2 separate regions of the Mus musculus genome follow, and region 2 is linked to region 1. Evidence: chromatin loops called from intact Hi-C (ENCODE). Cell type or tissue: heart. All regions are shown on one strand. Each heading gives the region's core, and the rest is flanking DNA. Links, peaks and the distances in the headings are about the cores only. Region 1 has its middle 15 kb from the start of Gm34921. Region 2 has its middle 87 kb from the start of Gm34983.

The links. Peaks named below come from ENCODE experiments on the same cell type or tissue, not always from the same donor. Only the 100,000 strongest peaks of a DNase experiment are listed, where the experiment ranks them.
Region 2: a loop joins it to region 1, with 2.0 times the contacts of the local background. A loop is called at or near these places in 2 of 42 quality-filtered maps.

The regions. Positions count from the first base shown.
Region 1 is chr10:99,277,168-99,293,815 of GRCm38, forward strand. No RefSeq gene overlaps it. Among named protein-coding and RNA genes, the nearest start is that of Gm34921, 15 kb to the left of the region's middle. In heart, for the core only: a CTCF peak has its summit at 9,157; DNase peaks (open chromatin) are centred at 8,754 and 9,824; H3K4me3 peaks cover 3,056 bases; H3K27ac peaks cover 5,388 bases.
Region 2 is chr10:99,364,603-99,381,250 of GRCm38, forward strand. No RefSeq gene overlaps it. Among named protein-coding and RNA genes, the nearest start is that of Gm34983, 87 kb to the right of the region's middle. In heart, for the core only: no CTCF peak of the experiment used is centred there; no DNase peak of the experiment used is centred there; H3K4me3 peaks cover 225 bases.

The DNA.
Region 1 (16,648 bases), core at 5,572-13,571:
CTCCTGGAAACTGGCTACTGCTCATCTTTCCGGGATGAGGGTTGGTGGGGAGGGGGCGACTACCTGGAAGGATGGTAAACAAAAACATGGAATCTGAGCCACATACTTTGTGGCGTATGTCATACAGTTTATATTAAGAAATAAAATAAGATTTTTTTTTCTCTCGCTGGGATGTCCACTGAGTGGTATGGGGTGATTCTCACACATTCTAACCCCCTGATTCTCTTGTCCTTGTCTTTTATCTGTAATCCCAGTACCATCTATGTGGACTCTTTTCTTTTTTCTTTTCTCTTTCCTTTCCTTTTCTTTCTTTTTTTTTTTTTTCCTACACAGCCTCTTAAGCTCCAATTCATTAAAATACAAATTGTTTATTATTATTATTATTATTATTATTATTATTATTATTATTATTATTCAATGGTTGGATTTCTTATTTTTTTTACACCTTAGATGAGAGATAAAAAATTATCAACAGTCACTGACCGACGATTTTCCAATAATAAATACAGAATTGTCGTTTATTGAGTTCCTCCCTTGTAGCCAGGCTAGACGCTGTCAGGAGATCATCCTGTCTAGTCCTTGGGGCTTATATGGATTTCTGCATTACTCTACTCTAGTGTTAAGCACAAAGACTCTGCAGCTACACTGTTGGGTTCAGCTCCTGGCTCTGTCACTAGCTGTCTGACTTCAAACAAGTTGTCTAACCTTCCCTCTGCCTTGTTTCCTTTCCGCTGGTATGGAAGGACATGGAGTTATATGATTTTTTTTTTTTTTTTAATGTTCTGGGTGTTTAGAGCAATGCTATGTCTGTGTGTAAGGAAAACCCATCTAAATTCCTTTACTTTCAGTTGGGGGCAATGGCTGCAGATGAAACTGACAAAAGGCACCTTATCAAAGATTTTCTTTTTTGTTTTTTTATAGGCTGGATCTTGTTATGTAGCTCCCATGGCCTTGAAACTCACTATGTAGACCAGGCTAGCCTTGAACTCACAGAGCTCCATTTGCCTCCCGAGAGCTGAAATCGAACGTCACTCGGGGGAGGAGAGGATCCAGCTTAGGAACTGATAGGTGAAGCCGGTGGAGTAAAAGAAAATCCAGCTTGGGGAAACAAATAACTTCTGGGAAAGATAAACCAGCCCTTAGAGAATAAATGCAAGCTAGGATAGTTTGTGACGACTGTCTGTTGATTTCTTTTCCTTCTATTCTTGGTGATAAGAAACTATTTTTCCTGCTGGTGACACTCCTAGTGTATGACTCTTAGTTTATGACACTTGACTTCTGGGAAGGTCTACGCTCAAGTTCACCAGAGGAATTCAGGAACAAACAAACAACCAACAAACAAAAACTGTTCCATTCCAGTGGAACATTCCAGACCACTTCCTGTAGTGTCTCCATTTTACAGGAGGCACAGTGGAGGCTACGAAAGATGAGTTCAGCTAGGATCACCTTTGGTCAGTGTGGGAGCTGAGATTTAAACCCAGACATGTGCAACCTAACAGCTTAACTTTTGTACTTCAAGGAGAAAGTCAAGGTCATCTTCATCTACCTAAGGAGACCAGCCTGTGCTACATGAGATCCTGTCATAAAAATCAAAGCGGAGATGGAGATGGAGGAAGGAAGAAGGAGAGGAAACGAGAACGCATTTGAAGAGTGAATTTTTGAATTTCTGATCCTCCTGAATCCATATCACGAATATTAAGATCACAGGCATGCTCTCTTTACCCAGACTACACCCAGAGTTTCTTGCATGCAGTCTACCTACTGAGCTACACCCGCAACAGCTGGACAAATATAAAGGCGTTGGCATAAATGTATAGCAAGTTCTGGCATTTTTAGCGTCATCTGGAATTTATATCACTATCTGCAAAATGATAATGTTGAACAATAAATGTGGCTTTTAAAGGTCTTCCTACTTCTAAAATTGTGTATTTTGGTTGTTTAAAGCATAAGTTGCCATTGAAGAAATTATAGTTATGGTTTAGGTCAAAAGATTGTAGTCTCTCTATGTCTCTCTCTCTCTCTGTACATACTCATGCTCACACATACATATCCCAGTAGGGTCTTGAACGGCGCTAGAACAGTGGTTCTCAACCTGTGGGTCGCGACCCTTTCGGGGATCCAACGACCCTTTCCCAGGGGTCACCCATCAAATATTTAATTATGATTCAGTGATAACAATAGTAAAGCTGCAGTTATGAAGCAGCAAAGAAAATAATTTTATGGTCCGGGTCACCACTACATGAAGGACTGTGTTAAAGGGTCGCAGCACTGGGAAGGTTGAGAACCACTGCTCTAGAAGGAAGAGGGTGCCGGGAAGATGCATCAGATAACCGCTGTTTGTTTCTAAGCACAAGCGGCTGACCCGGGGTTCTGCACGTCCTCAGGGAGTGCCTCTTGCAGGCCTTTTCTAAAAGGTGACTGGCAAGGGAAGCCATCCTTTTTACAAGAGATAAGTGCCTTCTTAAAGTAAACTCGGAATCAATGGAGGACAAGCACTGTTTACTAAATACTTCCTGCTTGACAGCCCTCAACGTGCAGGTCCGCATGGGCTGCTCTCTGAGACATGGAAGAACTGAAGCCAGGTTCCGCTTCGCCATCACAGGAAAGGCATCCAAGAACTAACCCCCCGCCCCCTCCCGCCCCCCCCCCCACACACACACAGCGGACAGAAGATTGCATCACTCCTGAATAGAACACGCACCCATAGAAATAGGCGCTACCCCGTGAGAGATGTGTTTAATCTGGAGACCGCCAAGAGACCTTAGAGGGTTTTGAAAGCTCGACACAAACTTTAAGTACCTTTTGGTTGTATTAAATCTGGAGAATTCTCCCAGAGTTTTTACTTTACCCGCCCTTTAGGGCAAGCGCCTTACCTACAGAGCCATCTCTGAGACCTGGACTAACCTTGCATTTGGCGCTGTCCGGTTTCAGAACTGTGAGTTTTTATTGCAGGTTATTCCTACCGGGGGCTGTTCTCTTGCTCTTCCAAGGGTCCATGGGGGAAAAATGGGTGCTTGAGCCTGCTGCTTCAGACATTCATCTTTGTTCCTCTAGATTCGTTCTTTAACTTTTTCTCCCTTGGAAACATTTCATCTGATGAGGTTGGATGCTCGTGACCTGGTATTGATTCTTAACTTTGCCTTCAGCCTAAGGACCCGGCCAGATGAAGGTGGATTGTCTGGTGTGGCAGGATCCATAATCATACCAGAAACAGAGCTCATACAGGAAACAAAGCAGAAGGATTCCTTAGGATGCTCAAACTATGGAGAGAAAGCAGCCTGGTGTTTTATCTCACAGTGAATTAACAAAACAAAACAAAACAAAAACAACAAACAAACAAACAACCACCCCTCCCAAACCCACAAATAAATAAAAGCAAACAGAACAAGACACAAAAAGCACTGTACATCAATTAATCACCTTTGACCCCCAGACTGGCAGGAAGGGAGGAGGGTTTTCAAGCCTCAGGCTAGATAAACAGGTGGGTTGTGAGAAAGAATTTTCCTTTAAAATTTTTTTTGGAGCCTCTTCCGTGTTTTAAAAAAATTAATCAAGTGGAACACCAGTAAATCTTAGCGCTCTGGACGCCGAGGCAGGAGGATCTCTGTGAGTTCGAGGCCAGCCTGGTCTTCAAAGCAAGTTCCAGCCAGAGCTACATAGTGAGATCTTGTCTCAGAACAAACAAATAAACAAGCAAAACAATAAGGCAAAACAAAATTACCCCAGCTATTGGATGGCTTGAAAAAAAATCTGCACTCAGCTGGTACTGTCTGATGCTAAACTCAATTTCTCCAAGCCTCAGTATTTTCAACTGTAAAATAGGACATGATAACAGATATATTATAAGTACTGTAATTAATCCATCGTTAGAAGGGTGCCTGGAGCCTAGCAAATGCTTAGGGAGTATTTATAGACCCCAAAGGCAAGTAGGGACACAGCGTGTGTTCATAAAGTGCATGCGTAAAGCTGGGTCGTGCACTTTGTATACTCAGTAGGTATTGTAAAGTGAAGTCTTGAAAAAGGATCTGAGCCTCTGTAAGTCATCAGGTAGGTGATGGGCGGGTGTTGGGATACTGGTAAGTCTTAGGTAACTGTTGGCCTGGGAGACCATGGAAATGAATGGACGCTTGATTAATAGACTAAATTACTCAAGGACTCTGAGAAAGTCTTTGGGAATCTGACTTGCTTCTTGCACTTGGAATTGCAGACCATTTAGAGAAGAGAGAGCTTAAGTGTCTTTACCCAACCCCTCGATCATGCTAATTTTCAGTCTGCTTACTGTTTCTTTGATTTCTAGTCTTCTTTAAAGCTTGCCTTTCTATCTATCTATCTATCTATCTATCTATCTATCTATCTATCTATCTATCTATCTATCTATCTATCTATCGTCTATCTATTTATTTTAAAGAAATGTTTTGTCTGGCTGTCCTAGAACTCACGTTATGACCACAGCTGGCCTTGAACTCTCAGAGATTCACATGCCTCTCTCCTGTTGGGATTAAAGGTGTTTGCCACCACTAGCCAACTCAGTTTTGTTGTTGTCATCTTGTTCTGTTTTGTTTATTTCAGATGTAGGAATATTGGATCTTTAATTTTTCAGTTTTCCTTTTTCTGTGTTCTGCATGGGAAGCTCTAGATGTCCCTTTCATCCGTGTGAGATGCTGTTCTGCCGAGTGGGATAGACTCGGGAGGAACTGGCTCGTTTTTCTTTCAACTAGACACCAGATAGGGTCACCTTGGAAGAAGGGATCCTCATAATAATTTTTAAAAGCTACCATAGGATGGATCAGTATGCATGTCTGTGGGGCGTGTTCTTGACTGATACTTGATGTGGGAGATCCCAACTCCTGGTGGGTGGTTCCATCTCTGGGCAGGTAGTCCTGTGGTATTTAAAAAAGCAGGTTGAGCGAGCCAATAAGCATCACTCCTTCATAGCTTCTGCTTTGATTCCCGTCTCAAGTCCCTGCCCTGACTTCCTTCTGTGATGGATTGTGATGTGGAAGTATAAGTAAAATAAACTCTTTTTGCCCCAACTTGCTTTGGGCCATGGTACTTCAGCAGCAGCAATGGAAACACAGAGCAAAGCAGGGACTCCTCTGGCATTATCATTCAGCTCAGTATATCTTCTTATTTCTCTGACAATTTTTTTCTAGGTCTTATGCAATATTACCAGTATTTGGAAGTAGATCCTATATACATTTCATCATTGATTTCCAATTTACCTTTCTTGTGGTTTATGCATATGCTCTGTGTAATTTTGACATTTTAAAATAGAATTATTTTGTGGCTTAGCCATATCTTGATGGCCAGGTCTTGGGCTTTCAAAAAAAAAAATACGTTCTGTAATATATGGTACAGTGGTCTATAAATAAATATCCATATATTCCTGGTGGGTGTTAGAGTTCATGCCATTTTTCTATTTATTGTTTGATAATTTCATACTCAAATATGTGTTTTCCATATTCCATTTCCACACTCTATTCCTTCCAGTTCCTCCCACATCCCCACCCAGTCCACCTAGTACTGCCAGGATGTACACCAGCATAGGACCACAGGAAACTAGGTGGTATATGGAGAAAACTGTCTCTCCCCTGGCAGCCATCAGTTGCCAATGGCTCCTCAGTTAGGGGAAATCATACTTCATGAGCCTTCTACTGCTCATGCTAGAATTTTGGCTGGCTTGCTTTTATGGAGGTCTTTTGCATCTCACTGTGAGTTCACGTATTATACGTGGACCCTATTGTGTCTGAGAAACGCTGTTTCGCAGCAGCTGTTCCTTACCTCTGGCTCCTACAATCTTCAAGCATCTCTTCCATGATAATCTCTGAGCCTTGTATATATATGTATATGTATATATATACGTATATATATACGTATATATACGTGTATATATATACATATATATGTATATATATACACACACACACACACACACACTAGATTTTAATAGTCTGCCTATTATGCAGGGTAGCAGGGTAGTCTCAAACTCACAGCAATCCTTTTGGTTCAGTTCCCCAAGTGCTAAGGTGATGATGGGTGTGGGCAACTCTACCCAAATTCTATCCTCACTCTCAAAACTAACAAGGATATGTATATATTTCTACGCAACTATGATTATATTCACAAATCCCTCTGGTTACCTTCTTTTAGATGGACGCACACACACTGGGCCTTCTTATTCCTTCTCAGCCAGAAGAGTTAGCACAAATTACAAATGCTGAGGTTCTCGCCATTCACAAAAGATCATATGATGCTATATCAAGGATGCCAGATCAAACTCACCAATACTGCCACTATATTAAGGTATAGCAACACCAAGAATTGCACCCTGCCCCCCCTAACTCTCCCTTCTTACTCTCATGATAGAAGATGTCAAAGATGTAATGGAGAAATCAAAGATTGCATTTATGGATGCATGAGATCTGTGCATTTGCTCGACAGTGTTTTAATCCCAGATCTCTGTTTCCTTCCACCCTGTGCCACAAGAAAATAACACGTTAAACTGCTCACACCACTCTGGGTCTAATGGGCTAAACTGAGGAGCAACTTTACAGAAGCTAATGTCCCAGGTAAGGTGCCCAGGAGTGGGGTGGTAGGAGACAGAATAATTGTCCTTGCAGGGCCTGCCTTCTGCATTTCAAGGGCTACACATGCTATCTCTTTTGTTTCCCCAGTGTCAGCCCTGAACTTAGGGCAATGATGCTATGATCCTTCTGTCTTCTCAGGGGAAAGCTTAAGCTCTCAGGCGACAAGACCACTCTGAAGCAAGCTTTGCAGTCTCTAACTAGGCAGTGGGTGCAGGGCAGGAGGAGAAATAGAAGAGGCAGCTCTCTGTCCTCCACGGGACAAATGCCTTTGTGAGCCTTGGGGAACCTGTTGCTGTGTTGGCCAATCAAGACTCAAGACTGTCCTAAGCTGGCCTTGCTTTTGGCAACAGTAGGGCCTATGTTTGTTTCCAGAAATCACGGTGGCGATCACAAAGAGGCTGTGTTCACATGTAATCTGGCTTGACAGAAATTAATTTTTAATAAGAGACTCCATTCATTCGGTCACATCATTGCCCTTTGGGGCCTGTGTCAGGGTCAACCATCCAGAGCTGGCTGCTGTGCTCTTGGCTATAGCCTGGGGCGTGTTTGCGCTCTTGCGCATGCGCGCACTAATGTGCATGCCAGTAGAGGGGGTTGGGGGTTGAGGAGCGTAGACTGGTCATAGTCAGCTTACAAGTCGAGACCAGGTATTAGTCTAATCAGAAGCTGAAGGAGGCAGGAAGCCCACTTATTTCTTTGTTCTCCACACCCCCGCAAGACACTGTGTCTAGTGCCTTGTTTGGTGGCTACCTTCTTCACAGACTCAAGGTCTCATGGACCTCGGGACAAGCCTTTCACTATGGTGGTGTTAAGGAACGCTTACTTGGCACTGTTATTTAATGGCAATACTCAAAAGGTACAGCATCATCAGCTCCATTGCAAACAGCTGGGAGTTAAGGGCCGCCCTCATCCCTGTACCAAATCATCTCGCCTCCTTATTTCTGCTCCTCCTCACTGTTACACGGAGGCGAAGCAGCTCCCCTATCTGTCCCACCTCTCCATGGAGTTACTTGAAATAACGGTACTCCATAGGCCTTGAGTCATGAGCAAATTCTCTCCATGCCATTCACCTAATCCCCTCGAGGTGCTCGTCTTTGACTTGTTATCAGTAATGATGTGGGGGTGGGGTGGGGTGGGGGTGGGTGCTTACCCCATTTTCAGATCTGGGGCCTTCTGTGTCTTTTTTCTTTTGGTAGTTGCTTCCATCTTCCTGTCCCCTCCTGCCGCACCCCCAGGAAATGCACTTTTCTTTCTTTCTTTTTGGTTCTGCTAAAAGACAGAAGCTCGAGCGAGGCTCTGCCTTCTCAGTGTGGGCGGCGCTGCCTTTCTCAGAACCGCACACTTATCCTCCAGCCGCCTCCAAAGGCTTTATCAGGAGACATGGTGACTTCTCTCCTAAATTACACAGATAGGTTTAAAAATAGGGTTCAGGGTTTCCTTGTCAGGAGAGCTGTCAGCCGGCCCACTTTTGACACCCTTTCTCCCTCCCTTTGTTGGTACACGTCAAAGCATTTTTATTTTTATTTGAGAAGTGTTCTGCTTAAGTTTTCTGGAGCCTTTAAATTACCAGAAACGTTAGTGGGGGTGGGGGTGGGGGTGGGGGTCTGGAGAGGGATGGGGGGTGCTTAAAATGATTCTTCTTCCTGACTTAAAATCTTGAGCAATTTGATTTTCTGTGCCTTCCTGTCTTTGCATGCACATTGTCAGCATGAAAATGAATTGTAGAAATCTATTTTGGTGGAGGCAAGAGCCCTGATGTACAGAGCTCTGCTTTGTGTCAAGGCAGGGATACGTTTTTAGGGCATAAAGTGGATTTGGTATGACTAACTGTGCATAGTGAAAATGGCAGAGGCCGTGAAAGATGAACTGAACAAGAGAAGAAAACCACACAACAACATACCCTGTAAGTAGAAACAAATTAGCCATAGTAATAGCAACTAGACCCCACCACACATGCTCGTAGTGGCACAGAGAATGGCCTGCCTCTTGGTAGAAGTTCTTTTGTTAATTCTTTCCCTCCAGAAAACAGAATTTGGGGCAACATCTTGTTCTTTGTGTGGGGGAATGTAAAACCCTCCTTCCCCCGCCCCCTGTAACCTTTTGCTTTCTCCATTCCTTTCCTCTTATCTGTGCTTTTCCGTTCCTCCCTTATATGGCCATGGCCGGCTGCCCTCGGAAGTCCAGGAATTTGAATGTTATGTGAAAGGGTAATGCTAATTGGGCCCAGTAACATTCATGTCGCCTGGGAGATGTATGGGGGTCACCAAGTGAGAGACCAGCGAGTATCCACATCTGCTGTGAGGCTTTTCATTGCTTTCTCTCCAAACACCAGTCTTAGCTAATGGCCCCAAGCCCTGCTGGCCCGTTCCCCTACCCGGGGCCAACTGTTGCCTTAATGATCAGGGCAAAGATTTCCTTAATATTTCAGCACTGGAAAAAAAAAAGAGAGGTGTGCATTTATAATCTCATGTATTGCACCCAGAAGAAGGTGCGAGAGAGAAGGGCAGGTATTATTATATCATGTCCACTTTGCAACCGAAGAACTGGAGGCTTTAGTTCCTAGTTATTGCTCGTGATGGCGCTCATTAAAGGCAGAATCCGCTTCCCCTCTCCCAGCCACAGGCTCCTTGGCGCCCTGTTTGGGTGGATTTCCTTAAACAAAATACTTCCTGACTTTTGGACATCAGGCCCCATTTGTGGATCCCAGTGAGAGATAATTTTGTCGTCTGAAAGCTCATTCAGATTTATGTCTCATATTAAGTAGGCTTTCCTTATCTCAATCTAAGTGACTTCATACTTTATAAAGTATGTTGGCTTCATTAGTGGGTATTTGTACTGACCTAGTTTTGAGTAGGGAGAAGTGAGCAAAATAGAACAAAATTTTCACAGCGCTCCATTCCTGCGGAGGAGATCTAGAATAAGCGGGAAGTTACAATATGCATGGAAATGAAAAGCGAGAAGAGAGGGGTTACCCTAGATTAAGAGATGTGGAGGTCCCCTTATCCTATTCAAAGTGAATAGGATAAGGGGATAGGTAGGGTGGGTGGGTGGGGTCAAAGCTGCTTTCAGGAAGGGTGCCCCGGGGTAGGGGAATGCATAGCAGATTAGAAGAAATGACTTAGGGTAGCCTGGCCAGAGCCACGGAGGAGGGAAGGCGGGTGAGCAGGGGAGGTGTTGGAGAGGCAGAAGCACGGTGAGAATTTTGGCTTTAATCCAGAGGGAGATAAGATTCGCTCGGAGGGCATTGAGCGTGGGATGCTGGTGTCAAAAGGAACGGCCAGACAAATGTCTGTATCCCGCTGAGCTACGGCCCAGTTTTGACCTCGTTCGTTCCTCACCAGGGGCGGATACCTAACTTGCGTGGCCCACTTTGAAAATAGAATCCAGCGCCTCTTGTTCAAACAGCGGGAAAGAAGACACGGTTAAAAGGCAGGGAACATACGGCGCTTCCTTTCTCTCCCCAGCCTCACCTTCAACCTGCAACGGTGGTTTCAATTTGCCATTTCCCGGAGATCTAAGTAAAGAAGACCTTAGCATGGATTTTACTGTTCATCTTTGCATAGACTCAAGGCCAGTTTTCAATGCAAATATAAGTGGGGACATTTTGATAGACACGTTTCCTGTGTGCATTTTGTTTGTACCTGGAGAGTAGAAACGCTATTTAAAAAAAAAAAAAAAAAGGGCACAGCCCATTCCCCCACCCCCGGAAATGCAAACTCCTACTAACCTTGTACCTTTTATGTGACGATAAGTAAGGAGGACCTAGAAGGAAGAGAAATTATTGGTTGTATGTTCTTCATCTATTTTCCCCCCTAGGTCATTTGGGGAGGGGGGTCATCTGTTGATAATAACAAGGAAGCATTTGGACTAACATAGGATCTGATAGGACAAACAGCAAGCGCCTGCTATTGCTGAAAGAGTTCTGCGGAATGGAAGATGTTCTCTCTCTCTCTCTCTCTCTCTCTCTCTCTCTCTCTCTCTCTCTCTCTCTCTCTTTTTCGAAACAGGGTTTCTCTGTATAGCTCTGGCTGTCCAGGAACTGGAACTCACTCTGTAGACCAGGCTGGCCTCGAACTCAGAAATCTGCCTGCTTCTGTCTCCCAAGTGCTGGGATTAAAGGCGTGTCCCACCACGCCCGGCTAGATGCAGTCTCTTGATGTAGTCACTACTCCTGCCTAGCCAACAGATGAAACGTGACTCGGGACTCTGGCCTCCAGTCTATCCTAGATGTACAGGATTTCTGTGCTTCTAGGACAAGACAGGGCAATGCCCTCGGGAAGGCGGTGGTCGCACAAGGTGGGCGTGCAGAGGCTGAGGACTTCCCGTGCTCCTGCATGTGGCTCCTTATCTCGGTGGACTTGGAAAGACAAAATATGAGGTTACCAAGAATTCTGGATCGATGACATCAAACTGTGGGAGCCATGTTTGCCTCGTCTGTGGTCAGCACAAGCTGCACACCCACACAGCTGACCCCGTTCAACCCGCGTTCTTGGGAGAATTAGCATGGCCATTGTGGCAGATGTTAGAGGGCTGAATGGATAAAATAAATAAACCTACTGCCTTGGGCACATCCTGAAACCTTGGTTACAATTTGCACTGCCAGCAAAGAGGGGTTTTAGACTCTGGTTAAGAAACTGGTACTTGCTTTGAATGGGGGTGGGTTTTTTTTTTTTTTTTTCCTTTTCCTTTTTACTTAATTGGAGATTCATGAGGATCACTGTGCGATAGCTCACAGGTTCTGCCTCTGCTGGGCTGTCTCAGAACCAGAATCCTAGAGGGTGAAGAAGAGACTGCATGCTTTAGAGGACTAGATCAGGTCGGGAGTGGATGAAGAAAGGAGCAGATAAGACAGTAGAGTTGCCATGTTGAGACCTAATTCCTGTGGAGGACTAAGAAACACCATTGGGCTCCAGAAAATGAATGTCAAAATCATATCATGGAAAATTTGATTGGAGCCCATTTCAATGTTAGCACTGTTGGCAAGGATACGGTTAAAGAGGCTATGCTACTAACATCAGGGAATAATTAAGGCCCAGTAATAGAGACATCATTGGGTATGAGCTTAAAAAATTTACTTAATTCTTACAGAAAGTGAGGGAAGGTTGATGACATAAAGATGATGTTCACATATGATGTGTGTGTGTACATGTGTGTACGTGTGTGTCCATACTTCCCCTTGGAGAAAGAAGAAAGAGTAGGATTATTTTAGGGAAGGATAAAATGTCAAGAAAAGACAAGCTTTCTGAATTTGGAGAAAATGAGAAATTTGAGCTGCTTTTTTCAGACCAAAGACTAATGTCAGGAATGAGACATTCGAAAGCAGCTCATTGCCTGACATTTGTTTGTCAGGCATTTATGGCTAAGGTTATAGGAATGGAGGTGTCACCTAGAAGTAGTTAAAAATGCAGAGAATTTCCACGGGGGCCGAGTGTCTGTGGGAGAAGGACCTCTCTGTCGCCTGGAGCAAATCTGAGATGCCCAGAAAGAAGGCTGTATTGATGCATTTCTGCCTTGATCCCCATGCTTAAGAAGGGCTTGTCCTGACTTCTCTCAAGATGGATGGATGGGCTGGGGGCCTACAAGACCAACCTCTCCCCTCATAGGAATTCTCTAATTTCTTTTGAGATCACAACCCAGATACCCGGAGTCTAATCTCCCCAGGCCTCATTCCGGCCCTCGCCCTCTTCCTCTTCCTCCATACAGAAGATTACAGCACCAGGCAGGTGGGATTGCCAAGGGCCAACTGGTTTTCCTTGGACCAGTGGGATGATCAGGCTGGAATGTGTCCAACCCTTAAGGCTGCCTGTTGTGTGGGTTGGGCCTGGGGGAGGAAGTAGGGAGGAAGGAAGAAGGAAGGGTTATCCCCATGTCTTCAGGATTCAGTGCAAAACTCCAATGACCTTGTTACTAAGAAGACATAGTTGTTAGAGTGGTCACTTCTTATGTAACTTTCCTTTATTTATTCATTTGCTATATGGGCCTACGTTTTATTCTGCCATGGACCTGCCCCCAAGTGAATTCCTTCTTAAGGTGAAAGGCTTAGGCAATGGGTGATGAGATTCTCAGATAGAGGTTGCATGACTACTGTTATTGTCTTTAGCAGTTATGTAGGAGACCCTTAAGGCCTAGGAGAGTGAGGAATCCTTTTGCTTAAATGCCATCTTAATTGCTTCTCATTTTGTGAACGGGCGTAGTTGTTTTTAGCACAAGAATAAAAATACCTTAGTGTTTTCAACATTATTTGTCCCTTTGTCCATCAGGATGGACAGACCAGAATTACTGGTTAAGCCGAGTGTCTTATTTCCTTCAGAGGTCTGGAAGGCATTCTTTTTCTGGGGAGCTGGGACTTGAGTTCCACCGTGAATTGGGTAGGAAGACAATGCTGGTCTAAAAACCTGTTTTTGTTTTTTGTTTTTTTTTCCTACTTAGCTTTGAGCCTGAACCTTTTATTTTCCTTAAGGCTTAAAATTAGGAATGTTAAAAACAGGGAAGCAGGAACAACCTGGGTAGGGCTGAGAGAGCCCAGGACCCACAATGTTGAATTGAGCGGAGTTCGAGGTCTTTTCTGTCCGTTCACTCTGCCAACAGAGACAGGTTCCATGAGTCCAAGACAGAGGCAATTTCAGATTTCCTTTGTAATAGTGAGCAAGACACACGATGCATGGGCAGGATTAGCAGGCACAGCTGAAGTTCTAGCCAAACACACGGACATGCTTTTTGAAGAGCTCCTCAGGTGCAAGCGTGCACTGTGCATCACTGTATCCTCAGTAGATTTTCGCATAACTATCATTCTCATTGTATAGGAGCTAAGCATCCCAGACGCCTACCTGAGATCTGTATGGCCGGTTGGTTGCTGAGACAGGCCTAAAAAGAGTCCTCACTGATGATAAAGCATATATATATGATTTATTTATTTATTTATTTTGTGTATATAAGAATACTGTAGCTGTCTTCAGACACACCAAAGGAGGGCATCAGATCTCATTACAGATGGTTGTAAGCTACCATGTGGTTGCTGCGATTTGAACTCAGGACCTACAGAAGGGCAGTCAGTGCTCTTAGCCTCTGAGCTATCTTTCCAGCCCAAAGCTTATATTTTTGATCATGATGCTGCAGTGACCATACTTCCAATATTCCCTGATATGATATGGGGAAAGCTATTTAATTATTTGTTTCTTCATGAATTTTGGCACTGGGTCTGAAGGTAGGGCCTTGAACTTGGTATACACATACCCTCACCGCCACGCTTCATCCTTACTTAATAAACTTGAGATAGCTAGTTCAATTAGTTCCTAGAAAACCAACATTTAGGGAAGTTACTTGGTCTGACCACTTCAATTAACTGGTTCTGAACGAGAATAACGAGAAGAGCCACGTGATGCATCTCAAATCACACAGCCGGATAATGGCAAAACTCGAATCTAATCATGAGAGTGTTGCATGGGCACGTCCCCTGCTCTATTCAGAAGGACTAGTCTAGAAATGCCGTGCGAGTAATGTTTATCAGAGAGGAGGAAATCTTTTCTTTCAGCTTCAAACTTGGAATGGGGTTGCCCTGCAACCTGTTTTGTGGATTCTGAATGCATTCAGAAGAAAACACACTGCTTGCAGTCTGGCCTTGCCATGTCATACTATGAACAAATGCAGGTGATGGTTTGCTTTGAGACACCAAATGTGTGTTCTCTCTCTCTCTCTCTCCCTCTCTCTCTCTCTCTCTCTCTGTGTGTGTGTGTGTGTGTTGTGCACACGTATGTGCCTGTGTGCAGTCGTGCAGAGACCAACAGCATGGAGGATGTTGAATGCCTTCCTTTACTGCTCTGCACCTTAATATCTTCAGACAGAGGAGTTGTTTTTGTTAGGGTAACCAGGCAGCAAGCTCTGGAAGTCTATCTGCCCCTGCCCCCTCAGTGTTGGAATTCCTCCCAGCATACACGAAAGACAAGCTCTACTTTTTTTCTTGGGTGCTATGAATTTGAACCCAGGCCTTTTAGCTTGCTCTTGCTGACCGGGCCATCTTCTCAACTCCTTTGGGTTTTGTCCTATCAAAAGCCTCTTCCTTCTCTAAGGGTAGCTGGGAATGGTGAAAGTAACCCTGTGTTCAAGTTGCTAATCTATAATTGGTTTTCTGGTTGGAACACTTGGTTCGTCTTTTTCTGTCTAGTTGAAACTATATGAGCACGGTGGGAGTGGTAGCTTTATGTGTGTAGTCCCAACATTGTGGAGGCTGAGGCAGACAGATGCTGAGTTCAAGGTCAGTGTTGGTTACACAGTGAGACCTCATTGCAAAAATAACAAATCAACAACAATAAATTACAAAGCTAGATTTAATTAATTTAGAAGAAAAATCACATTATTTATTTTACTTTAAAACACTTTTAAAAAAAGGATTTAAAACAGGAAATTGAAAAAAAAGAGAAGGGAATATTTATCTACTGTATGGGTTCAGATGCTGTTTCTGTTAGCTTGGGCAGATTATTTTAAGAAATTAGTTGCCTGAATAGTAATTGTTCATTTGTTCATGGTCACAATAGTCAATGGTCCATTCTGGCTCAACTGACTCTGTCATCACGTCTCCTTATCAGTTCCCATGCACAGTGGCCAGAGTGGAGACATTGTTGGTAGTTTGCAGATAGCTGTGGCCATCCCTTCCATCTTGTACAAAAGTCTTCTGTCATTGTGATGTTGCTGTTTCTGTGTACAGCAGAAGAGATTATTTCCTGTTATCATTTGTTGATGTTTGTTATGAGACCATATCCCAGTATCTTGCCTAGACTGGTCTTGAACTTTTAACCCTTTTATGTCTCTGTGTCAGCTTTCTGAGTAGCTATGATGAGATGCATAAGACCATGTTGGGCTTCTCTCTTCTCTCTCTCTCTCTTACCCTTGTGCTTTGATTTAGTTGATATTTTTTTTCCAGTGCGGATGTAAATACTGCTTTTATTTACTTAGATGAAGGGACGGCACGAGAGCCATCCCTAAGCTATACAAATACACAGCGTGGACTGAGCCAGAGTGCTTCTTTTTCTCATCTATCTATCCCTAGGCTTAGACCTAGGCCTGGAAGCTGCTAGCCTCCATACAATGTAGTTTTCGAAGCTGGTTGTTTCAATCTAGCTTCCCTCAATTTCTGCCTGAATTACTCTGCTTGGCCTTATACTAACTTTGGCAATATATTTTAATCTTTGGATCATTCTCTGGTTCATTCTGTCTTTACCTATGTCTAACTTGTTCTCTTTCTGCCTGTTGTCTTTGTAAAACTGTCCTGGTAAAACTGCCATGTATATGCACCCCACCCCACCACCACCCCCTCTCTTCTTCTGCTCTTAAGTAACCTCTCTTTCCTGGGCCGTTCTCCTGTGAGTTGGGCGTATCCTATCTCCGACTCATTCTGTCAAATCTTTATCTGATTCATCACTTTGTCTACCCCCCAATTAGATGTCACTTTCAAACATGGCTGCTGCCTCCTATAAACTAACCTTACCTTCATTGTTAGGGATAGAAAGTGTGTACTAAGGGTGTGTCCAGCCAGGTCATATTGTAATTCAGGGCATGTCTGCATTCCAGCAGAGTCATGTAGACCTAGAAGATCTTTCCCTTGCCAGAGCAGCCATGTTGGTAGATTAAAATTCCTTAACAGTGGGACATTAGCAAACAGGATACCGTAGCCTTTTGAATTTGCACAATGGAACTTGTTCTTTGGCTGCTATGAAACCAGAGGTCACCTGAGGAAGACACTTCACTTGGCCTCAAAGAGAATAGAATGGGAACCCTGTGCTGTGTTCCAGCTGAGACTGGAGATGTGAATGAGGCCATCTTAGTTCCACAGCTGTGTCAACTTGATCCAGATCCAAAGAACTAAGCAACATTGGTGCCACAAGCTACTTCATATTCATCTTTGCCAGCTTGTTTAAACTATTACATGTATGGCCTGCTTGTTAAGTCACACAGGACAACCATTTTAACAATTATTTTTGTGTTTATGTGCTTTAGGAATTTGAATGATCTGATTTTTTTTTTCCAGACAGGGTTTCTCTATATAACTCCGCTGTCCTGAAAGTTGC
Region 2 (16,648 bases), core at 3,029-11,028, 85 kb after region 1:
AGGTATCACTTTCCTATTCCAAGGATCTGGGTGAATAAAAGTATCTTAGTTAGGATTTCCATGGCTCTGACGCAAAGCAACTGTGACCAAAGCAACTCTTATAAAGGACGTTTAATTGGGACTGGCTTATAGGTTCAGAGGTTCAGGCCAATGAAATCATAGAAGGAAGGATGGCAGTGTCCAGGCAGACAGACATGACACTGTAGGAGCTGAGAGTTCTACATCTTGTTCTGAAGGCAGACAAGAGAAGACTGACTCCCATGTGGTTTGGAGGATCTCTTGCCCACCCCCACACTTCCTTTTGAGAGGCCAAGCCTACTCCATCTTGGAACTGGCCCCCATCTTTAAAAAAAAAAAAAGGTGTAAGAACTTGACCCACAGCTAAACCCAAGCTATACCCAAGTACCAGGAAGAACCCCACGGCTTGTCCTTGGCCTGAGTTACTCCATAGCTACTTCCTAGCAACAGTAAATCAGAGATTAGTCTGGTTGTTTCAGATGTGCTTTCGGGCCGTTTGTGATTGTATACAGTCTTGCTTCAGAGCACCCACCTGTCGGCTTACAGTAGTTATTCTATTAGATAACTGCCAGACTGGCTACCCTCTCACTTAACTTCTGTTCCCTACGAAACCTTGTCCTGCTGAGGGTTCCAGGCTGCTCCACCTTCCTCCTGTGTCAGGGTTGGTGGGGAGCTGAAGCTGGAGCTTAAATTAAGAGACGCTAATGTGATTACATCGGAATCGGCTCTTTGGTGGTCTTTTGGGGGTTCTTGAACGTTTCCTGGCACAACCCTTTAATAAGGCCACACCTATTCCAAAAAGGCCACACCTCCTAATAGTGCCACTACCTGAGCCAAGCATAATCAGTCCACCACAAAAAGGAATAAGGAAGGGGTCATTTTCCTTTAAAACGATATCAAATTATACTCATATTCTATAATTGCTTTTAATTGGGAAGGATTCAGGGTTACAGGAGTATATTTGGGCTGGGTAATTCTATTATTATTGTTGTTGTTTTGTTTGTTTGTTTGTTTGTTTTTTAGACAGGGTTTCTCTATATAGCCCTGGCTGTCCTGGAACTCACTCTGTAGGCCAGCCTGGCCTCAAACTCACAAATCCACTTGCCTCTGCCTCCCAAGTGCTGGGATTAAAGGCATGTGCCTCCACTGTCTGGCTTGGGTAATTCTTGAGACATCATTTTAGATAATAATGATAAAATAAGGGGGACTAAATTCAAGAAGACAATGGAACTCTCTCCTACAAATAGGAACATCTGTTCCTACGTCCTGTCCGAAACCCTTCCCACTTGCTTCAGCTACAGAAGAGTAGCTATTGGTGTTCCTAGAAACAGTGAGATGGCCAATCCTGGGCCAGCTTGACTACAGTGACTAATGCCCAGGGAACTGGTAAAGTACAATTCTGGGTGTGTCTATGAGAGTGTTTCCAGAGATTTTCTTATGGGGGAATGTGGAAAATTGATGTCGAATAATACAAACATACAAACTTGATTCCTCTTGAACAGACGTGTTTTCTGTTTCTGCTTCCACCTATTACCCACACACAGATCCCACACGCCACCTTCCCCAGGCATTGAATAAAGACTCACACCAGCAACTCTCTGGAGATCTAGACCTTCAGCCTCAGACGTGTTTGTATTATTTGGTCCCTTTGTTCTGAGGCTGCCAACTTCTTGGGCTGCATGGTTCTTTAGAGCCTAGCTTAAACTGTGGGTTGGCATTCCATATGGGCTCATGCAACTCTGAGTATGCCAGGAAGGGGGGCGGTCATAAAAATTGGCAATGGTAAATGTTTTCTGAATGTACAGCAACCAAAAATTCATTCAGAATTAAACAGGTAACGTGTCTTCAGTACTTGCCTGTGTTACATGGCTTATTGAAGTCTTAGTTCTCAATGTACAACGTGCGTACTTTACATTATACGCATATACCATTATCCTATACAGTGCAATAAATGTCGCCTGAGATACAATGGCTCAGAGTCCAATCTATTGTGTTATGAATTTCTGGGTTTTTATTGTGCATACAAAGTTCTCTGCTGTTATAGAAACATAATCACTTATTTATATAAAACAAAGACTTAGCATTCCTGTGCCACAGCTCCTTAGCATGTAAGTACCAAATTATACATCTTTGTATTGCATTAGAATCCTAAATTTAAAAATTTGCTGTCTGAGTTGCTGACTTGAGCCCAGTTTAAAAAAAAAAATCACTAAGTAATCTATGGTTGAGGATTAGAACAGAAATTTCAACAGCTTCTCAAATGGCTCTAAACATATTTCTTCCCTCTTGTACTTGTGTGTGTATGTGTGTGTGTGTGTATGTGTGTGTGTGTGCCTATAGCAGCTTTCTTAGCAGTCCTGATTATAAACTTAACATTTCAATCAGCAAATATGCATCCAAGATTTAATTCTTTATGCAAAAGTAAGTTTATCCACATGAGAATTTGCTTTTATCTTTAATACATACATGGCAAATGTATATGCATCCCAAGTAAATGCTTTAAAGCAAATTTATTATCAGTACATATTTGATTTATATACCTATTTCATATACCTATATACCTGAAGTTATGTAAAATATTTTTAGGCAAGATGGGATACATGTGGAAAAAGTTTAAGAAGTTGTATCCTGGAAGAAGAGAACTGTTAGAATGTGTGTGTTTATGTACCTATGCATATATGTATATGTGTGTGATATCTATATATGCATATATATGTGATATACATATATGTCTATATATGTGATGTGTATATATATGTGTGTGTGTGTAAGAAGCTGTATTCTGGAAGAAGAAAATAGTTAGAATGTGTGTGTTTATGTACTTATGTATAGATGTATATGCCTGTGATATCTATATATGCGTATATATATGATATATGCATATATATATGATATATGTATATATGTCTAGATATGTGTGTGATATATATATATGTATCTGTGTGTGTAAGAAGCTGTATTCTGGAAGAACAGAACATTAGAATGTGCATGTTTATGTACTTATGCATATATGTATATATGTGTGTGATATCTATATATGTGTATATATATGTGTGATATATGTATATATGTCTAGATATGTGTGATATATGTGTATGTGTGTGTCTGTGTCTATGTCTGTATATCTGTGTCTATTATAAAAGGGAATTTAGATAGGCTTACATGATAGGACTTGAGTAATCCACCAGTATTTTTCTGTACTTGGAGCAGCAGAGAAACCAGAAATTTCCCAGGCTAGGAAACTCAGCATTCCCAGTGCAGCACTGACAGCCTGCAAGGTTGCTGGTGTGGAATTCGTGTTGCTAGGCAGAAGAGGCTGGAGTGTGATGTCAGCAGAGGCTCTCAGCAGAAGTAAGAGACACACTCAGAACGAGCGAGCGCTCTCCCCAGCAGGACACAGTGATGCTTTCTCACGTTTGTTTTGCATGCTGGCTGCTGATGGGGAAGAGCTACTTACCCGGAGAATGGGTCCTCCCCATCCTCAGGCTCTGACTCACCTGTCAATCTCTGAAAATGTCCCCCAAGGCACACAGATGTGTCTCGTCAGCTCTACACATCTTTTTCTCCAATCAAGGTGACAACTTAAAGCAGCCATCACAAGACATTGTGGGTCGATGTAGCCTCTGATTCTCCTATAAGCCAATCTAATGGGTCTCATAACTGTGCACACGTCCTGTCAGTTCTTTCCCTCCGGAGAGCTCTGGCATACGAATCGTACAAACAGTCAGAGTCTGAAACAGTCCTTAACTTTCTTGATCTCAGTTTGCTTTCAGTGCTATATAATACGGTCTATTTGGTAAGCTTTTTTAAAATTACAGCAAAATCAATTCTCAATGTGTAGTTAATAACTGAGAGATAAATATCAGCCATTAATTATTTGAAGTATAGAATGGGCTCTGTTATGATAAGAACTTCATCATCATTTTCTCATTTAGCTTTTACAAGAATCCTAAAAATGGGTCTTAGAATATCACTACAGAAGAACCTAAAAATACTAGACATGTGTCCCCCACCTCTCCCCTCCCCTTTCCTCCCCTCCCATCTCCCTTCCTCCCCTGCCCCCAATTCCCCTTCTTCCCTTCCTTCCTTCTTTTCTTTTTTTCTTTTTTTGGAGAAAGGATATCACTTTGCAGCTCTGACTGGCCTGGTACTCACTAGGAAGAGCAGAGATCCACCTGCCTCTGCCTTTTGTGTTCTGGGATTAAAGTTGTGCATGTACCTAGCTTAGGTTAGCTTACAATTCACTAGGTAGCCAGACTGCCTTTGAATGATTCTTGATCCTCAATAAATGGCAGGAGATGTGTCCCTTTAGATCGATAGTCTCTGGAAATAGGGGACTTTCTTTTCTCTAAAAAACTAATGACTTTCCCCCAGAAGAATAGATTTTTCTCCCCATTCCCCACCATGATCCAGACCTAAATTTTTCTTTATTAGTAGATATTAGTTCTTCATTTTATAATGATCTATGGGAAGCTGAGGCTTTTGAGCATGTATGACTAGAGAAATTTACAGCAAGAGAAGTGTAACTCGATGCTTGCAAACCAATTATACCACCTTGTGCTTTTAAAACAGAAAATAAAACTTTAATTTTAGAAAGAAATGAGGTAAATGGTTATCTCCATTTTTTTTGAGGTGTAAATGGTTTTGTAAAACAGATGTAGTTGGGTATGAACCAGCTTCCGGTGTTACAGATTTTGACTGTTATCACCCCTTCAAGACTAACCAAACAAACATTCCTTTAAGCAGGAAAGAGAGACAGAACTTTGTCCTCTGCAACCAGGGTAGAGATACCCATGACTTACTCACACCAAGAGGCGATATATAGTTCATGTAAAACCCATTCCCCTCAGAGCAAGGGGGACAGAATGCAGCAGGGGTTCAGCTGTCACAGAACAGGATGCTATAGACGTGAGGGTGGGTATCATGTTCAGAAGGGAGAAAATTTCATGGGAGAAGAGGGCAAAGGTAAGATAAGAGTCAAGACTTAAAGATGCTCAAGATTTATAAGACGGACAGTAAGGAGACAAGGGAGGAGTATTTAGGGGTTGGGGAGGGGAGCTAATTGAGGGAGAAAGCCCAGGCTGCTTGGTACCACTAGCTGCATAGTTGCCTGCAATCTCGTGTGTACTCAGAGATGTGTTGGCTTCCCCTATAGACATGGCACTATTTTTCCTCTGCAGAATTTCTGTTTGTGTTTTCAGTCTAGCCTCAGAAACCATCCCTGACTAGAGGCAGACCTGTTGAGAATGAGCACTGATATTTTCTTCCTTCACTAAGAGATCTGGGACTGACCTACTAGGAGCTGGATCCAGGACATGCACAGTCTTAGTGGAGTGAATTTGGGCATCAGAGCTGGTCTGCATTCCTGGAGCTTGCTGCCTTCATGGTGGAGTTGATGAAGCTGAGCTTTAGTGAGATCCTTGGAAGTCTGACGGTCATCGGGGGTCATGGCAATATCCTTCTAGAGCAAATCTAAGTCAGCCGGAAGTACTCAAAATCAATGCCATAATTAGCTTTAATCCTTTGAAGCTAACATTAATGGTGGGATCATCTGCTATAAACATTTTACTGTCAGCAGGATAGGAATCATAAATAAAGCCACACTGGAGGGGACAGCAACGAATAAAGTGACATATGCTTGTGGAAGGAAGATGAAAACAGAGAGTTCTTTAAAACACAGTTTTGTCCTTCTCCCACCCACCCTGCATTTCTTCCTATGGGATGGAGCCTAGGTCTGAGACTTCATCCATATTCTTCATAAATATTAATTTTGCAAGGGATAATTAGAATCTGAGTTTTTCTTGAACTGTTGGGAAGAATGTCATTCACTAAATTTGATGTGAAATAGGAAGGCTTTTAACTCCCATTCGGTGCTATTTGTTAAGTATCAGTTTTGTCTCAGCTCCAAACTTTGTCTCTGTAACTCCTTCCATGGATGTTTTGTTCCCAATTCTAAGAAGGGGCAACAAAAGGATGGACCATCTAGAGACTGCCACACCTGGAGATCCATCCCATAATCAGCCTCCAAATGCAGACACCATCGCATACACCAGCAAGATTTTGCTGAAAGGACACTGATATAGCTGTCTCTTGTGATAAAGCTATCCCGGTGCCTGGCAAACACTGAAGTGGATGCTCACAGTCAGCTATTGGATGGAACACAGGGCCCCCAATGGAGGAGCTAGAGAAAGTGCCCAAGAGCTAAAGGTCTGCAGCCCTATAGGTGGAACAACAATATGAACTACCCAGTACCCCCTAGAGCTCGTGTCTTTAACTACATATGTAGCAGAAGATGGCCTAGTTGGCCATCATTGGGAAGAGAGGCCCCTTGGTCTTGCAAACTTTATATGCCCCAGTACAGGAGAACGCCAGGGCCAAGAAGTGGAAGTGGGTGGGTAGGGGAGGGGGGGAGAGTATGGGGGACTTTTGGGATAGCATTTGAAATGTAAATGAGGAAAATACCTAATTAAAAAAAAGTATCAGTTTCGAAAACTCATGGGCAGTTAAAAGGAGAAAAATCTGATCAATAGAAATAATATCTTTCAACTTATTTTCTTTTATAAATGAGAAAACTGAAATTCAAATAAATTTCATAGGATTTATCCACATTCATGTAGTAAGGAAAGGGGCATATCTGGAAACAGGGTTAAAATTTCTGACTCTGTATCTCTGAGTAGGTATGCCTGGGTGCATTTGTGTACGTGTGTATCTGTGTATGAGTGTGTGTTTGTCTGTGTATTTGTGTGTGAGTAGCTGTGTGTGTCTGTGTGAGTGAGTCTATGTGTGTATATTTGTGTGTCTGTGTGAGCAGATGTTTCTGTGTGTGAGAGTGTACATGTGTATATTTGTGTGTCTGTATGAGTGAGTGTGTGTGTGTGTGTGAGTGGGTATTTATGTGTGCGTATCTGTGTATAAGTGAGTGTATGTGTTGTGTCTGTGTGTCTGTGTGTGAGTATGTGTGTATGAGTTTGTTGCATCAGAAAGTCAAGACTTTTTTCCTTCCCAAGAATTTTTATAATCGACAGTGCCTTGCTTAATGTAGCAGGTTTCCTCAGCCATCCTGTGGAGCTGTTCAAGGGGAATACTTTTGTTTATATTGATTTTAAACAAGCGATTGAGGCTCATCTTTGATGGGTCTATATTTTAGTGTCTGTCTCCCCCTCCCCCATCTCTTGTTCATGTAGGAACTAGAAATTGCGGTGTAGTCTCTTGTTTTGGGGAAAACTGTCTTTGCTTTGTAGTGTAAAAGTTTCCCCTCCAGGTGTGCAGTTAGGGAAGAGAACCAACTATTAATGAAAACCAGGAGATTAAGATAAACTTTTCTAAGTTAATGAACGATCAAGCACTTCAGGAGCAAACATTCTGGATTCTCCGAATCCAGAGAATTTGTGTAGAGAATCTGAAGCTGAGACAAGTAAGTAACAAATTCTTTCAAACAGGTTGGAAAAGATTTCTTAAGACTTTACAAGATGGCGTCTGGTAAACACATTCTTGGCAGGAAGTAGAATTGTTATTCTTTGGCCCTAGAAATAGTTTCTCAAAGTCAATCGGGGTGTTATCACTTCATCCAGCCTGGTGTTTCACAAGCTATGAACGCTCTTCTTCAGGCTAGTCTAGGCTTGTTCAGGGTGCTCTCCCCCTGACTTTTGAATTTTTAAAAGCATGATGCTAAGTGCTGTCTGCATCCCAACATAGCTGCACTCCATCTCTTCTAGGTCAGCATATTAAGATCTTTACAGATGTAGCTTGGCCCCAGTATCACGCAGTGACTCAGGTTTCTGTTACACCAACAAGAAGGTTTGTGCTTCTGCCTCGATTTATGCTGCCAGGGTCTTTGCTCATTGCGCAGTATTCGTAAATACTGCACCAAGTTTCAGATTCTGAGTTTGGCTATCGTAATGGCATTGAGGTCACTCCCCACTTCAGTTCTGTGACACAGACATTGCTAGTGTCCCTCTATAGACATACTCCCATCATGCTTCATGTTCTGAGCTTTTGCTAGACACCTGGCTTTCCAGGACAACACTGCATATCTCAATCTCCCTTGTAACTAATACGGCTGAGTGACTAAATTTGGCTAATGGGCTGTAACTTAAAGCCTGAGTGAGTGTTATGGGTTGTACACCTGTCCTTCTCAACTGGATGGGCTTGCCTGTACCCTAGGGTGGGAGACATATTTTGAGGATTACATTACTGTCCTATCAACTCCTTGTATACAGAAATGAAAAAGAAGTCATTTCTGTTTGATTATAGATTCTGTGCTTCTAGTCTGTTTGTTATGTCCCTGAGACTTATCCTAATTCATACAGCTTGCTAGGATGTTCAAGACCATTTCACATTGTTCATAACCAAGTGAAGAGGAGACATTTGTCACAATTGTCAGGAAGTCCTTATTTTTGTTTTGTTTTGTTTTGGTTTTTGAAGACAGGGTAGCCCTGTGTAGCCCTGGCTGTCCTGGAACTCACTCTGGAGACCAGGCTGGCCTTACACTCAGAGATGAGCCTTCCTCTGCCTCCCAAATGCTGGGATGAGTTTTCATTTGAAAGTGAGCAAGGAGGAATAAATGGGAGGATATGGAGGGAGGAGAGGGAAGCACATAATGAGGTGAGTACATTATAATCTCAAGTAATCTTTCAGTTTTAAGTTCTTCCTCTGTCTGAACACAATTCACTTTTCCCCCATGATTTCCACTGTGTAGCAATTCTTCCTTCTGTATGATGTAAGTCCTTTGTACTGTCATTCAGACGTATTTTATGTCCCTCTCACTGAGCAAAGGCAGCAGAAGGGCTCTACCTATGTCTAAGGCCTTTTCTGTTTTAGGAACAGATATGCCCTTTGTCATTTTTACTTCATTTGGACTAATCATCTGCATTCTGCTGCTTTCAGGTGCTTAGCCTTCCACCTTCGCCGTTACCTTATGTCTTCAGGGGTTTTAATTTGTGGAATGAAGTCTGAGGCACTGTCAATGGATACAAGGCATTACCATCTAGGGGCCTAGCATTGTGTATAGTGCATCATCTAACTTCATCTGCATCAGGATTCTGCAGGCAAAAGACTATTATTAGCTCCATTATACAGCAGAGGAAACAGACTCTTGCGGGAGATTATGCACTGCACTAAAGAATAAGATGAGAGAGCCTCTAAGCCCGCTCCTTAGGAGTGGGTTGTTTATATGTTAATATTTATAAAGCCTATCAGATTTGGGGTACTTTTTCAACACGTTAAGACACATGCTCCTGATATAATCTCTAAGGCTTGTAGGAGTTGCCTGTATCTGACAGATTCATTCTTGGATTCAAGTGGAGATGGTAACTTCGTAATTACAAGGGTGGCATATTAAGATTAAAAAGCCCCTAAAGGGGATGTATCAGTTATATTACATAAACAGGACATCCTGCACTCTCGCTCAGTTATCTCTTTATATGAGTTGGTACCTGTGGTTGGGGACAAAATTTCTCAAGATAGCATCAAAGAGCCCTTGTGGAAATGGAGTAGGCTCTTCGGTGATTTTGATGTCAATATTGAAAATTAAGTCCGAAGATGCCAGGTGGTGGCGGCAGCATACACCGTTACTCCTAGCATTTGGGAGGCAGAGGCAGGCAGATCTCTGTGAATTCAAGGCCAGCTGGTCCACAGAGTGAGTTCCTGGACAATCAAGGCTATACAGAGAAACCCTGTCTCATCCAAAAACTAACTAACCAACCAACCAACCAGCCAGCCAGCCAGCCAGCCAACCAACCAACCAATCAACCAACAAACCACCATGGCCAACAGTAAAAGGTGTGCGCATGTTCAGCTCTCCTGAGATATCAAGTGCCTACAGGTATGTAAGAGTTTCCTAAGCACAGTGCAGTAAGGGCTCAAGTGGGTCTTCAATAATGAATGTTGTATTTATTAGCCTATTTTTTTTCTGCTCAGTAGCACCAAATTACGTTTAAGAGGAAATTCTTTCTCCAGAATATTTTTCTCACAGTCTCCTCTTACAGACTGGGGGATGGATAATCACGAGGTAATCCCAGTTTCAGGAATTCTTTGGCCCTATTATACTGCAGACATTACATCAAGGGCCTTAGATAGGTCATATAAGCCTTCGATCCCCATCTCCTTATCTGGAGAATGAAAGCATTAGTTCTTTATGATTGCATCTTCTCTCCTTATCCACTTTCCCTGCTCCAAGTGGGAACAGGAAGAACATTCGGAAGGATGCTTGTGCAATAGCCCCGTTTGCTTTAGGACAAGTAATTACCCATGATGGAAAACATATGAAAGTACCTTGTATGGTTGTTAGCTGCCAACTCTCATCTACACACCCTTCTCCATCCATTCCCACATCTTTTGCTAAACACCAAAGCAATGGTTATAAATTACGTGATGTTCCTTCTTGCTTTACCACATAAGTATTTCATTCTAATAACTGCTCTAGGCTATCAAAGCCTGCCTTTCTGTCTTCTTATTGGAAACTGGTTGTTTTCCTTCCCTGGCCAAATCCTACGTGATGGAGCCTTTTTTTTTTTTTTTTTGGCAAATGGCAGTTATTGGGATTTGAAGACATATGGACTACAAACTGCCAGCTCATGTTTTAAATCAGGTCCCCCTGATGAGTTCCGTCCCTTTAGCCGTTCATGCCACAGGTGAAGTCATGTGGATGCTTTCTGTGGCCTCCTATTAATATCCCAAGGCCTGAGGCTCTGAGCAGCAGGATGTCTGTTCTCCAGCTGTTTTTTCAACAGGAAGAGGGGATCAAATAAACAATGCACACACAGTAGTTCACTCGAAACCGCAGGTAATCTGCAGCTGCAGCAAGAACAATTCAGCTTTGCCAAACAGGTTCACAAAGAGGCTGCATATTACAGAAGCAATGCAGAAATAGTCTCAGGGTAGTTGATGGTCTCTTTCCATCAGACTGCAGCCAACCTATAAACCCAGGATTGGACACATGAGAGCTAACTTTTGTTCATTTAAAAAAAATGTAATTATATTTGTGTGTGTGTACATGCCAAAAACCCAGAGATCACACTTAGGTTGTGTGTGTGTGTGTGTGTGTGTGTGTGTGTGTGTGTGTGTGTGCATGTGTACACATGTATATACTTAAGCTAGAGTCCTAGGGATCAAATTCAGGTTACCAACCATGACAGCAAATGCCTTTACATACTGAACCTTCATGCTGGCCTGTCTTTCAAGTGATTTTTAAAATGAAGTTTAAAAGTTTTCTCTGTCATGGAAAAGGAGTAATTTTGATGTAGACATGCAAAATAGTAGTATACTATCCTAGTTATAAGTAAGATTTGAATTTAAAATTTCCAACATTTCCAAATTGTCATACCCTTCGAAATAGGAGCAAACCATATGTAACATTAATGTGAAGCTCTTGCTAGCAAACACTGCCTCCCCGCCCCACACACTTGAGAATAGAGTATCATCAATTCAATATGTAAAAAACTGTGCCATGTGACAGACATATTTCTTGGTGATACAGAGCATAAGGGTAGATATGCAAGCTTCATGTGAAACATTTATTGGTTTATTGAAGGGACCAGAATGATGGATTCCCGGGTAAGTTCTAGGCTGGTAAGTAAATTTAGAGTCCGAAGCTCAGTCTTGTGCTTGGTGCACTCTTGATGCCTAACCTTTATGTGATACCATGTAGGGCCAAAAATGCACTGCTAGTTCATTGGCAAGAACCCGACTGTAATCCTTGGTCTCTATGACAGTACTTCTTAAAGAAGTATCAGAATACCTCTTAGTCATAACTCAGATCTAAATCCTGAACTGCCGAAATTCTATTAATGAATCATAAAAGGCCTCCTTCCCCCGCCCCCTGTGAACAAGGTGGGCATTTATTCATCTCAGCGATGCAGTCATTATCGTAGGGCCAAGTATGACTTAGAATAAGCTGGAAATTGGGTGAAACCAACCATCCAGCACCAGGGGCTTGAACAGTCATCGATGTTGTCAGTGAGTGTTCCTGGTAGTGAAAAGGCCTTCCCAAGCCAGTCAATCCTGTTTCTGTTTTTGACTGTAACCATGGAGACGCCCAGGCGCTTTTGCTATATTTAGTTAATTCATTGTGTTTAGAGACTGTTTCCAACCTCCTGGCGCTGTTTTTCTTATTATTTCTTTTTCTGTACTCCCCATGAACTAAGTAAAATATCAGCCTGAGGATTATCATCTGAGAAGCTGAACGGGTGTGTGAGTTTGACACAGAGGTTAAGGTTAAGGTTAAGAGGTTAATGCATTTGTACATCATGGGCCTCAATTCTGGGACTATTTTGAATAACCAAGATTTATTCTATCGATTTGAATTCATTAAGAAATCCAAGAGGGCTGACGATGTAGGTCACTGGTCGGGTGCTTGCCGAGTGTGAAGAAAGCCTTGGAATTAATCCCGGACACCATCCAAAACTGTCAACAAGGTTCAAATACGGCACATGTCCCCTCTGTTATAGTGTGAGAGCACAGGTTAGAGCTGCTAAGCATCAGGGTGAGAAGTGTTGTCCCTCTGGAGTCTGTCAACAAATATCAGTGGATAAGCCAGGGTATCAGAGATTATTCATTCCTAATTCTGCATGGATCATTCATTATATGAAAGAGGAGAAGGCTGAGTTCCTATCCTGGGAGGCACAAAGAGGAAACACCAAGACAAAAGTGAAATGTGATAAATGAATGTGAGCAAGAGCTGTCTGCCACGAATTCCCTTCTCTTCTTTGGGTTTCTTCTCTTTTTAAAAATAATTTATTTTATTCTATGTGTTGTATGAGTGTTTGACTTGCAAGTATATATTCGCACCATGTGCTTGCCTGCTGACCAAGGAGGTCAGAAGAGGCCATTCTTTGGAACTACGAGCTGCCATGTGGTTCTGGGAATTGAACTTTCGTCCTCTAAGATGAGCAGTAGGTGCCCTTAACCACTGAGCCATCTCTCCAACCCCTCTAATTTCCCTGATGGGGAAATAATCTCTCCTCTACTCATTAGCAGCTAAGCAAGGCAGGCACTGTTGGAGACACATTTCTTCATTTACGTTGAGTCTGCCCTCTCTGTGTAGTTACAACTCTGGGGAATTTTGCAGAGAGCCAAATGGAGTCACCGAGTCTCTGACATACTCTTGGAACTGACCTAAGTAAATGTTTTCATAGCACTGAACTGAACGTGGCAAGAACAATTCTTGCCCCTCGTCCCAAAACACATACTCTTGTTGAACTAAGACCTTCAATTGAGCATGCTCAGAAATGTACACTTTAACTTGAATGTGATAAGTACTTTGCCTACCTCTGCTTTCCTATGTGAGTGTGTTTTCTTCCCAGTCAAAATCTCCCTATGTTCTTCCTTGGTTAAGAATGCTACTTAGGAAATAATCTCGGTGATTTCCTCTCCTGAGGCAAGTATTCTTTACTCTCCTAATTGTGCTTTCTTGGATTGGTACCCACCAAGAGTAGACCCCCACCACAGTACATACTGAATACGCAGGTGGGACAGTGATTTCTTCTAACTGATTCCCACTGGAGTAGCTGAAAGACGTGATTCTCCTTTCACCCTAGTGTGGTCATAGGCTAATCAGAAGACCTAAAATTGGCCAAGGAAACTTACTTCTAGGTCTAGAAGATGGAGGTAGAAGGAAAAATTTTGAGGCATACATGGCTCAAGAGAGACACATATAACCATGATGCTTTGGGATATAAAACAGTTGGTATCGTTCTGTCATTTGGCGTCAGTTGCCTTGGACTTCAGCCATTTCTAGGACTACAAGCTAATGCTGGACTTTTCATAGCCTTGCAGTAAGTTCTCTTGCATTATGCTGAGTTATGAATGAGTCTGTTTCTAATGCTTATAGGTAGGGATCTTGAAATAGTATCACAGTCAGGAATGGGAGATAGAGCTGAGGAAATACTGTAGCTGGAAGAGGGCACTACTACCTGCTCCATGGCTTCCAGGACAAGAATAATTTCATAGGTCAGGAAGCTGGGGAAAGGGCATAGTAGGTTAAGGAAATAGCATATGTGCATGCATGGAGGTTAGAGCAGTTAGGGCTTGGTGTTACCCAGAAGAAAAACATGTGGCGTTGGTATTTGCTTTGTAATGCAGCTGTGTGCTAAGGCAGACAAAAATCGGAGAGCTGAGGCCCAACAGTTTTTCCTCTGAGTGACCCCTGACAAGCCTCCCCTCTGTTACTGTAAACTATGCCTTCATTATTAGTATGGTGGCTGGTAGGTGGGCCTGGTAAGGGGGGTTGTGTCTAATAGATGTTTAGTGAAAAAGTGACTTAAATTCAGTTCTGCCTAAGTACATTCTTCAAGATTTCAGAATTGGAAGGACCCCTGAGTGGCAGAAATCTCTATCCAGTCTGAGGACTGGTCCCAGAACTGTACAATTTGGGCAGTACCTCACAGAGAACATTTGAGATAGTTGGGGATCCTGAATATTTTTGTGTGCATGGGGAATCCTGCATGTTTTGTATGCATGGGGATCTCGCATGCTTTACATGTATAGTGATCTTGTATATCTTGTATCCATGGGGATCCTGCATGTTTTGTATGCATGTGAAGATAAAAAAAAAAAAAAGACTTAGAAGGCACCACTCCTGTTAAAACTTTGAATATTTCATAATGTTCTCTTCCAAGTAAGTGCCTCATTACTTATCCAAGTATTCCAGGTTACAACTCATCTCATTTCCTGTTTCTCTCCTTGGAGGGCAAGGGCACCAGGAGTTAGTCATCTTCCCTGTAAATAACAACCTGCCACGTGGTTGACATTGATTATCAAATTGCCTTTGGCTCCTTCCTTCATGTCTCCTAGTCTCTTTTCTAGCCTTTAATCATCTCTGTGGGTCTCTTCTCAACCATGTCCAAGCCCACAAGAAAAGTTTGTTTCTGTTTCAAAACAAATGCCACAAGTTTCTAGCCTTGTTCAAATTGGCAAAAGTTAGATGACTTTCTAAGACAAAAAATATTTTTAAAAAGGCATTTCAGGGGTTCCTAGAATTTGATATGGTTCTCTAGCCATTGAAACTATCTCAATATTAGTCACTTTGAGTGAATGTAGTTTTTCCCCCTCTGTGTGTAATTCTTAGCTTTAATGAAACTAAATTTTTTTCTTTTATTGGATAGTTTTTTTATTTACATTTAAAATGTTATCCAATTTCCAGGTCTTCCCTACAGAATTCTCCTATCCCATCTCTCCTACACCTGCCTCTATGAGGGTGCTTCCCCACCCACCCACCCTCTCCTGCCTTTCTATCCTTGGCATTCCCCTACACTGGGGCATTGAATCCCCACAGGCCCAAGGGCCACTCCTCCCAATGATGTCCAACAAGGCCATCCTCTGCCACATATGTGGCTGGAGCCATGGGTCGCTCCATGTGTATTCTTTAGTTGGTGGTCCAGTCCCCAGGAGCTCCAAGGCCTGTTGACACTGTTGCCCCTTCCATGGGGCTGCAAACCCCCTCAGCTCCTTCAGTCCCTTCTCCAACTCCTCCATCGGGGGCCCTGTGCTCAGTCCAGTGGTTGGCTGTGAGCAGAGTGGATGTAGTTTTTTAAGTGAGATGTCATCGACATACTTCCTGAAGTAAGGTCACTGGCATAACTGTTCATAGAGTTCCTCCTACGTGCCTCAGTTATTGACCTTGTCAAAGAGCTCGCAATCTAGTCGTTGATGCAGAGATAAATAAAAGAGATTCAGTGTGCTAGACACAGAGGAATGAACAAGAAAAGGAGTATGAGAGGGAGGGAAAGAGTTCCAAGCCTGGCTGGAGAGGTTGGCTTGTACAGCTGCTCCCTCCTCCTCCACTTCCTCTTCCTCTTTTCCATCTAGTATGTTTTTAATTGAAATAGAATTACATTACTTTCTTTCTTCCCTCCGATCTTTCCCATCTTTGAATCCCTTCCCCATCCCCTCATACTCTCAGGCTGATAGAGTCTTTTTCTTTGATTATTATTGTTTTATACACACACACACACACACACACACACACACACACACTCGTGCTTCGCTCCAATCAGACAACTGTTGGTTGGTTGCCACTACATGAATTGCCAGGGATTGAATTGTTATACAAATCTTTGCCAAGCTGGTCATTGTCGTGGTTCCTCCTAGGTCTTTGACAGCTGGGCAGGATTGTTTAGCTGAAGAGTCTTGACAGTGAGCTGTGAGATTTCCATAGTTGGGAAGGAGATAAGGAAAGGTCCCATTTCTCCTGGCAAGATAAGAGTATGAAGGCATTGGATGGCACTGAGTGTTCTCAGTTAGCCTAGGATTTCATGAGTGCATGGAAAAGGAGACCCTAGAGAAATCTACGTGATGCTCAGAGAGGGCTTGGGATTTTGTTCCGCAATTGGAAACATGAAGTATTTATGAGCAGTTGTTTAGACAAGAGTAGCTTTCCAGATCACTCAGCTAAGAGACTAACATATTAGATAGGCAAGGGCTTGAAGTTAGATTGGCTGTAAGGTGATTGTGACGAACAGATCTGGTGAAGTCCAGACTTGGAGGAGAATAGATGAATCTGTATACCTGGCTAGCCTGCACTTTCTATGTAAACGGGGCTGGCTCTCGATTTGCAACAGCCCTGTTATTCAGCATCCCAAGCCACTTCATGGAGATTATACATAACATATAATACAATGTAGATGCTTCAAAT